Linked DNA regions of Mus musculus: region 2 is linked to region 1. A link is a contact called in ENCODE Hi-C or POLR2A ChIA-PET data. All regions are on one chromosome and are shown on one strand. Each heading gives the region's core, a stretch centred on a gene start or an enhancer-like site at or near the end of the contact. The rest is flanking DNA. Distances are from core to core; before and after follow the strand shown.

Evidence for each region. Hi-C counts contacts between places; a loop is a spot of excess contacts on that map. ChIA-PET counts read pairs that join two places held with the same protein, here RNA polymerase II (POLR2A).
Region 2: a map of T-helper 17 cell shows a loop between it and region 1 (4-fold over the local background). The contact joins the promoter of Zfpm1 here to the promoter of Fbxo31 in region 1. A Hi-C loop is called at or near these places in 1 of 37 maps with a recorded cell type or tissue (T-helper 17 cell). POLR2A ChIA-PET finds 5 or more read pairs at or near these places in 1 of 5 experiments (embryonic stem cell).

What each region holds. Positions count from the first base shown.
Region 1 is chr8:121,576,590-121,581,327 of GRCm38, reverse strand. It overlaps Fbxo31 (F-box protein 31), which reads left to right and starts at 2,522. Exons shown (of 9, transcript NM_133765.4): 1 at 2,522-2,870. The coding sequence starts at 2,573. n-TMcat17 (a tRNA gene) reads left to right here and starts at 2,027; the gene lies at 2,027-2,099.
Region 2 is chr8:122,279,572-122,284,309 of GRCm38, reverse strand. It overlaps Zfpm1 (zinc finger protein, multitype 1), which reads right to left and starts at 2,169. Exons shown (of 10, transcript NM_009569.4): 1 at 1,788-2,169. The coding sequence starts at 1,827. All of the region lies in intron 1 of Gm39269 (a long non-coding RNA gene), which reads left to right. RefSeq lists an enhancer at 1,312-1,555.

The DNA of each region.
Region 1 (4,738 bases), core at 1,273-3,772:
TAGACCAGGCTGACCTTGAACTCACAGAGATCTGCCTGCCCTGGCCTCCTGAGTGCTGGGATTAAAGGTGTGTGCCACAACACCTGGCTAAGACCAACTATCTTGCTAAAATGGCACATTTTACAAGAGAAGACAATTTAAGAATGCTCTTTCCTGGGCAGTGCTGGCGCACGTCTTTAATCCCAGCACTCTGGAGGCAGAGGCTGGTGGATCACTGACTTGGAGGCCAGCCTAGTCTATAGTGTGAGTTCCAGGCCAGCCAGGGCTACACTGAAACCCTGTCTTGAAAAACAAACACACAAAAACCAAGCCAACCAACCAAACAGAAAGAATAGTGTTCAATGTCTGGGAAAACGAAGGGGAATGGTTGCTGGGATAGAGCCTGGACAAGCTGGAGGCTCACACAGTGTTTGCTTTTCAGTCTTTTCAACTTAGCTAAGCCTATACTTTAATGTTAACCTTCTCTCCTCCATGGGGCTAGGATTACTGGAGCTTGCCGTCACATCACGGAGGCTGGCTTTGTTTTTGATTTGCAATAGACCAAGATGTAAACAGAGCAAGTGTCACGCTTTGGAATGGAAGCACGCCCAGCGCTGTAGTGCCCAGCCTCCTCTGCCAGCTGCAAAGGTTGCTGATGCAACCACCAGTACCTTCTGTTCCCTCTCGGCCTCAGGTTCCTCATTCTTCAGCATGACACCTTGTTTGTTTTTATTTTACAGGCTCGCTTGGAGAGTAAACCCCCCTCCCCCAACCTGCTGCTTGCCACATCCAACTGGTGTTTATAATAAGCCATAACCTTTGCTCTGGCATAGTCCCCGGAGGGACAACATGGGACGCTTCTTAGAAGGAGTGGTTTTGAAGCTGGGGAGAAGGGTGTGAGGTCCCCACAGATTGGGAACTGTGTTCTTCAGGGCACACTCCCGCTCCCTCCCGTCCCCAATCCAGTGAGGTGATGGACCAAATGGAGGTGAGACAGAAGCCAGGGCTAGAATGTGAGAAATGTGACCTGGGCAGTCAGAGAGGCCAGGAGGTCAGGGAATAGCTTACAGTGAATGAGCAATGCGGAACTCGCCAGCATTTTGTTTACAGCATCTACACACACACACACACACACACACACACACACACCCCTCTCACAGTTGTTCAGTGAAGGCTGATTGACAGCCCATGAATGATAGACCAGAAGGGTTCATCTTGGAGCAGACAGTCTAGGGTCTCAGCCACATGCCCACAAAGAGCTTACCCTCCCCCGTGGGCATTAACACACGGGGACAAGAGGCAGCGTGTGCTCAGCTACACTTTTACACGATGTTAATATTATCAGGTAATTTAAGTCTTTTTTGTTTTGTTTTGTTTTGTTTTTTACATGAAATCTTGCCGCATAGCTCAGGTTGTCCTGAAAAGTCCCCACCCTCCTGACTCATCTCCCTAAGGTCTAGGATTACAGGCCACCAAGTGGAGCCTTTGCTTAATGCTATTGTTAATCAATCAACGAATGCATTAGGTAATATCTGTTTGCTTGTTGGGATAATTTACTGAGCGGACTGCTAGGAGGCACAGGGTCTCACGTAGCCCAGGCTGGCCGTAAAGTCACTAAGTAGCCAAGAGTGACCTTGTAATTCTGATCCTCCTGCCTTGATCCCCTAGCCCCAAGTTGGGATGAGAGACCGCCACGCAAACGGTTAATTTTAATAATAAAAAATAGGCGATATTGTTATATAGGGTCATTAAGGGCAGAGCTGCGGAGGATACCCCAGACTACTCTTTTCCTGAGAGGGAAGTTTCTAGACGCCTTGTGCTGCGCGGGGCAATGTGAGCTGGAGAGCAGGTTTGGGGACACCAGGAACTCCCACCTCACTGAGCACCAGACCTTTCCTTTTGCAACCAAGGTAATCTTGGCAAGTTAGTTTAGATGTAGTGTTGCTAGGCGACGGTAGCTTTGGTTTATGGTTTCCCTTGCCAGATTTTGTTCATGGCGAGGCCACCACCTGTGCAAAGGCCCTGGCAGCGAGCTTGCTGCTAAGGAGCCTCGTTAGCGCAGTAGGTAGCGCGTCAGTCTCATAATCTGAAGGTCGTGAGTTCGATCCTCACACGGGGCATCCTGCATTGTTTTCTTGCTTAAGGTAAAACCCCTTCGTTCTACCCTGTAAACGGGGTCAGAGGTGGGACTTGTGGGAGGGGTGTGGTCATGCTAGGAGCGGGGCTTTCCGGAGCTGAACCCGGCGACCCTCTTTTAGTGAGCAGCTGGGCGTCCTAAGTTTCTAGCCAAACGTTTTGGGGGCGGAGCCTGGAAATAGGGTGTGGCTCCATACAAGGGCGTGGACCTAACACGTAGGGCGGGGCCTACTGCTCAAGGGGCGGGGCGAAGCGTCTGGGTGGGGCTTGGAAGGGTGGGAGCGTCTAGGGGCGGGGCGAGTCTTCATGGGGGCGTGTGAGGGGTTGGGGTCGGAGGGCGTGGTCACGCTTGGGGTGGAGCTTGAGGAGCCTGCAAGCGGGACTACGGCTGCCTGGCCGCCTGCGCAGAGCGCTGTGCGTGCGCGTCCGCGTGCGCGCCTCCGCGGTGGTGACGGGCATGGCGGTGTGTGCTCGGCTCTGCGGCGTGGGCCCCGCGCGTGGGTGCCGCCGCCGCCAGCAGCGCCGCGGCCCGGCCGAGACTGCGGCGGCGGACAGTGAGGCGGACACGGACCCCGAGGAGGAGCGCATCGAGGCGGGGCCGGCGCGTTGCTCTCTGCTGGAGCTCCCGCCTGAGCTGCTCGTGGAGATCTTCGCGTCGCTGCCCGGCACCGACCTGCCCAGCCTGGCTCAGGTCTGCAGCAGGTTCCGCCGAATCTTGCACACGGACACCATCTGGAGACGGCGCTGCCGCGAGGGTGAGCGGGTGCATCCCCTAGTACGGACACTTGGCCGAGGCAGGAGCATGGTGTGGAGTTCCAAACCAGGCCTGCTGCAGAGTGAGAAAACCAGACAGCTAGCAGGCCAGGGCTGCAGAGTGAGATCCTGTTTTTAAAAATGTCAGACCCCGTCCCCCTAAACCAAACCTACAGCCCACCCTCCCGGTGCAGGAATAATGAGGACGCAAAGCGGCCACAGTCCCATTTGAAGGCCTTACGTCCGTGTACATACATCACGGTACTCAGCCTGAATGGCTTGTTGGTGTGTGTGTGTGTGTGTGTGTGTGTGTCCTGGAGGCTTGCTGTTCCGTGAAGGGAACATCAGGGATTCCACTGCCTGCATGTCACACAGGCTAGTGCTCTGACTGTGTGTGGGCTTCAGCCTTTTCTGTCTTCTGGCCACAGCACGCCGGAGACTGCTTTGTGCATTTTGTAGAAATGCAGGGGATTTACATCTATCTTGTGAAAACCTCTGGGGTGGTTCATCTTCGTGAGCCTGCACTTCTCCAAGTGGGATTGTGGGATGGCAGGCTGTGTGAGGAAGCGGTTTCCCCAGGTCCTCCCTGCTGCAGGGTTCTTGTGTAATTTCACGGTTGACATCAGGGTTCTGGCTTGTCTCCCCTTACCTTCGCACTGTGGGAAGTTGGGGTAATCTTACCCCACGTCTGAGTGGGATTGTGACTTGGGTAGGGGCTTTTATAATAAGTATGCAAAGCCTTCAGTCCTGAACATGACTGGTATGTCTGTTGGCCCAATGTAACGTCCTGTTTGTCTTTTGTCTTGTTTTCTTGTATAAGATCCTCAGTAGTAACCTTTAGTCGCACAGGATGGGTGATGTTTGTTTTCAGCTTCTGTCTGAGCACTGTTCTTTCTTTTTTACAAATTACTCTGTTACTCTGTTTATTGTTATTGTGTGTGTGTGTGAGAGAGAGAGAGAGAGAGAGAGAGAGAGAGAGAGGGGCATGCATGTCTTTGGAGGTTAGAGGACATCTGTTTCTTCTCTGGCAGTGGTCCTCAACCTTCCTATTGCCACAACCCTTTAATACACCTCATGCTGTGGTGACCCCCAGCCATACAGTTATTTTGTCGCTACTTCATAACTGTAATTTTGCTGCTGTTAAGAACTGTAATGTAAACGTCTGTGTTTGCCAGTGGTCTTAGGTGAACCGCTAATGGGTCCTCAGGTTCTCACCGCACAGGTTGAGGACCTCTCCTCTCTGGGTTCAGGGCATGGAGCTCAGGTTGTTGGTCTGTGCAGCAAGGCTTTCTTTGACTGGTGTTCACCTGATGGTTAGCGTGTGCACCTTTGACACCCGGGCACACTCCAGAGTGCTCTCCATTGGTCTGCTGGGCCTGTGCTGATTTTGGGGGAACTCTAGGGGGCCTGGGTAGGTCATTGCTAAGACCAGGATCACAGACTTCTGTGAAACTAGAGATTTCAGAGGGGTGCTCTGGCCATGCTAGCTCAACTGGAGCTTGGGACATACTCCCAAGAGAGTTATGAGCAGAAATGTATGGAGTCCCATTGCCAGTGTGGAAAGTGGTGGGGGCAGCCTGGGAGAGCCTCTTCTAGCCCCCCTCTTCCCCTGCTTCAGCTCTCGATAGAGAGCAAGTCGTCTCACCTACACCAGAATTCCAACTTTGAGAAAGTAAAGGCCTGGGAACCAAAAGGCCGCAAAGTATTGGTGTTGCAGGTGTAAGCCACCACACTTAGCGTTAAAAAAGATTATTATTATTATTTGTATGTGTGCGCACGTGTGTGTGTGTGTGTGTGTGTGTGTGTGTGTGTGAGAGAGAGAGATTGCAGGTACCTACTGGCTCCAGTAGAGAGGCATACGACGACTCCC
Region 2 (4,738 bases), core at 920-3,419, 700 kb before region 1:
GCGTTTAGATCTGCTAGGGGAGGAGGGGCCCGGGCCACGAGTTGCACAGAGGGCTCTGAGCCGCCCCTCGCCCCCCCAGGCCTGCTCTCCTCTTCTGCTCGAGTCGTGGGGCACTGTGAGGGGATCGGAGGGGCTCTCCTGCACAGTCTCGGTCCTAGATCTCAGAGTATGGGGTTTCGCTGACCCAAGTGGGTTGGGCTCTGCTGGGCTCCTGCGGGCTTATCAGCGCTGGCGATCCGTTCCCAACCTGAGATCTCCCTGCCCTAGCTATCTGCATTTCTCATCAAACTGAAACACACACACACACACACACACACACACACACACACACACACACACGCACACGCTCACGCTCACGCACACACACATACACGCGAGAACAGAACCCAGCAGAGGCGCACAGGCGAGGAGGGGAAAAAGAAACCAGAGAACCAGCACAGATCGGGACCTGTGGGTGGCTTTAATTCTTCAGCTGACATGATAGAAGGAGACTTTCGGAAAACAGGTCCAGCACGCATTTGGGGAGTCGGGTTACCAGAACCCAGATTCCTCCCCGTCCCCCCCCACTTCAGTAGGGGGTACTCTCACAAGCTAAAATGCACACTTGGTCCTGGTGGCAGTGTGATGTGGACAGAGGAGGTAGCTCAGGCGTCTGGAGCTGGAAAGCCGGATGCCCAGCCCCCCTCCCGTCACCTCCTGGGCAGCCCAGATGACCTGTCGCTCTCGCCAAAGGGAAGCTCCGGGGAGGAAGCCCCGCGCCCTGCCGGGAGAGGCGCGAAGTTATTATTGGTGTGGCGTGGGGAGGAGCTCTTCCTGTGTGCTTACTCGCTCCTAGAGCAGCCAAGAGGCCCCGCAACCTGGTAGCCCCAAGAGCCCAGGAGGGTCTTACTGTAGGGGGGCACGGATGATGTAGGATTATAGGGTCTGCCTTGCTCGGGAAAGTGCCCACGGGAGAACCTGCGAGAAACTTCACTCGGGAACAACGTTTGAGTGCCTGAGGTCCCTGGATGGTTCAGGATAACCCCTCGGATGGAGGTGGAGAGAGCGGTGCCCATGGGCATCCATTCGTGTAGCGTTGTTAGGGGCAGTTGGTGGGTCGGATCTCCACATGTCCCCCAGCAGGCAGAGGTCGGATCGAAAACTCCAGAGCCGGAGCGGATAAAGGGGGTTTGGTCAGCCAGTGCCAAATGCCTAGGTTGGAGCAGCCTCCACTACCTATTCCGCTGCCTTGTCGCTCTGCAGCCAAAGCGCTGCGGTGGGCGCCGGCCGGTCCCCGCAGTCCCAAGTCCCCCTTACTCCCAGGTCTTTCTCCTTCTGCCTCTAGATACAAAGCCTGGGAGAGTCAAGCACGCCAGATAAGATCACAATTTCAGCCCGTCCCGACAGAGCGATCTTATCAGGATGGGACTTGCAGAATGGAATATTTTAAACTTTATCTGAGCCCAGATCGGGGCCGCCCTATCGCCGCACCATCTCGGATGCGGGGGAGGTGCAGGCTGCGAGGTGGCCCGGCTCTGCTGGAGCCGCGCCCCCAGACACTCTCCTTCCGGCTCTCGGGACCCGCCACCCTCTCTGGGGCCCGGACCCCCTGGGTGCCCATGCTGAGACGCGGGGGCCCTGCCCGCCGGCAGAGATTAGATTACGGCGCGCTTGGCACTCGGCGCGGGGGGCGCGGCGCGGGGTGAAGGTCGCGGGCGCAGCGGGGTTGGGCGGCCGCGCAGGGGCGGCGCGGGGCGGCGGGGCGCCAGCGGGGGTCTGGCGGGCACCACGGGCAAAGTTTGACTCACGCTTGATCTGCCGGGGATTGCTCTGTTTCCTCCTGGACATGTCTCCGGCGCCGCGCGCCCTCGCGGCGGCCGCCTCTAGCCCCTGGCGGGCGGCGGCGGGCGGCAGGGGCGCGGCGGGGTAGCGGGGCGGCTCATGCCCCCGGCCCGCGGGCTCCACGGCTGCCTCGGCCCGCGCCCCCAGCCCGCCGCGCCGCGCGTGGGCCGCCGGCGCCGCCGCGGAGGCCCGAGGCCACGGCCCTGCGCTCGGGCGCGCGGACTGCCCGGCGGGCGGCGGGCTGGTGGCGGCTTCTCTGCTCCGGCGCAGACGCCGCCGCCGCCGCCGCTCAGCTTTTCTCAATGGAACCTGCGAGCCGCGAGCGGCGAACCGGCGGCCGCCGCCAGGGCGCTCCCCGCAGGCTGGCCAGGCGGGCGGGGCCTTCGCGTAGCTGGCGGCGGGCCCCGCCTCTCGCCACGCCCCGGACCGTCCTCCGCGGTAGCGCCTTCCCACCCGTGCTGACCCCGCCCTCAGGCCGTCCTTCCCACTGGCCCCGCCCCAAACTAGCGCTCGTCTTTTCTCTGCTTGCACCGACTTCCGCGTACTCACCCAGCCTGGGCCGGGCCTTCTGTCCTCGCGCTGGCTCCACCCCTCATCTGTGCTCCTCGCGCTGACCCCGCCCTTCAGCCGATTCTTCCCACATTGGTCCCGCCCTTCGGCCGTCCCTCCTCGCGTTGACCCCGCCCCTCAGCCGTCCTCCTCACATTGACCCCCGCTCCTCAGCCGTCCTCCTTTCGTCGACCCTGTCCCTCAGCAACCTTATTACCCTGATCCCGCCTATCAGTTGTCCTCCCCACGTTGTCCCTGCCCCTGCCCCGCCCTCACAGTGACCCTGCTCCTCAGCTACACTCTCTTGTTGACTCCCTTTGCTCGTCCTCCTCACAAGAGCACAGCCTCAGCTGTCCTCAAACTGATCCCGCCCCTTTACTAGTCCTTCCCACGGGCTCCGCCCCTGTATTCCTTGCCACCCTGCTGGCCACGCCCACAACCCGCCCTTCCAGGTGCTGGCTCCGCCCACGTCTCCTCCTTCTTTGCCTTCGCCACGCCTCCGTAGGCCCGCCTTCTCCCTGGCCCCGCCTCTGCTCCGTAGTCCTTCGCACAGGCCTGGTCCTTCCCCGCCCCCAACACAGGCCTTGCCCACGTCTGTCCAATCCTCAGCTTTGTCCTCACCTCCTCCGGGCTGGCCCCTGGGCTGGCCCCAGGTCGCGCCGGCCTTGTCCCGAATTCCCACCCTCGTTTCTAGATAGACCTCTAGCCTTCTTAGTTAGTTGTAGTTTCCTGAGGTTATGTCCGCAGGCCTATTTAGGACTTGGAGACCTGTTCTGCCCCTTGGAGACCTGTGCAGCAGCCCCGCGGCACAGGCCCCTAGCTTGTCTGGCCCTGCCCCTCCGCTCTGGAGCTCCGCCCCCATGGCTTAAGTTGTGCTGCCCCTTGAAGCTGTGCCTTTCAGGGAGCCAGCAGTGGGGTCTGGATGCCCGAGGCCTGGACACTAAATTTTTGCTGGACTTTGAAAGTTGACAGAGACTCTGATCCAGAAGGAAGCTTCAGTATGAGATTTGCAGCTTCCGATGACTGTGGGTAGCCTCAAGTGGTTCAGTCTTATGCCTAATTGGAGGGGAGGGGAGGGAACCTCAGGTTTTTCCTTCTTGAACTCAGACCTGCCCGGAAATCCGGGAGGAGCCAGAGGTCAGCTGGCCTTGTTTAACCGCAGCCGATGCCACAGTGAACATCTGCCAAGGAGGTGTTCCCCCATTCCCCCAGCTTCCTCTGCTGTCACAGCCTAAGGAGGCAGGTTTCCAGTGCCCACGCAGTGTGCTCCAGACCCAGGTCAAGAATGTGCCTCTTGTTCTGTGAGGATATTGAAACTTGAGACATGCACAAGATCAACGCAGCTTCGGATGGGGTCATGTCCTCATCCAAAGCAAACCAAATGGGCACCGTTGATGTCTACTGCCTCTCTTCATAGCACACAGAGAATCAGAAAGGTCTCCACAGAGAAGACACATGGTCCCCCACCTACCTGGTAGGCAGTCTTCGGTTGGTACAACTGTCACCATCCATGTCCCCTTGGAAGTTTGCCAGATGCCAGGTACCAGGCGTTCTGGGTATGAGACCTATTTCTTTACAGCTTCTGATACTGAGGTCCTTGCAAAGAAGAGAGAGGTGGTCGCCTCTTCCCTGACACCCTGTACACTCAGTGAAGGGCACTGTGCAGGACTGGCTAGTGGGACTGAATGCTGCCCCCTCTGTTGGTCATACAGGAACACCAAGGCCCAGATCCAAGATTTGTACAAGGCTGTCTGGCTTTCTAGCTCTTCTCAGAGGAGCCATCCTTCTATAGCTGGGGTCCCCACATTGGCTGGGTCTTCTCAGTCTAGTAGCCCCAAGATGCTTACGAACTGGACAAGGCATAATTTGTCTATTTCCATCTTCTTAAGGGAAGAGCACTTTACAAGGAGATGAGGCTTAGGGTCTGGGAGTCCTGGGAGGTGACTAGAGGCTGGCATATGGTGAGAGGCTGGGTACTCGGTAAGTAACACTCAGGCTGGAAGTGCTGGATAAGAGCAGCGTTGAGTGGACATCTGAGAGTCATGAGAGAAAACTGTGGCTTTTGATTAGTAATGTCTTCCTGGGATGCAGGAAGGTGAGATGGGGCCATTCTTTGCCCGACTTGATTTACTTGTATGATGCTATGTATACATAGCCCAGGCTGGGACAGAAGGACATACTTAGCTAGCAACCTAGAGCCTGCCGGCCAGGACAAGCTGCATCATTTGCAGGGCCCAAGCAAAATGAAAATATGGGACGCCTGTTTTAAAATGAAGAATCCCAGACAGCCTCCCATCTGGGGACATGTGTCCTCCCAGATTCTGTGCCTAGCAGAAGGTCCTGCCACGGTCTGGGCTCGCAGCTTCCT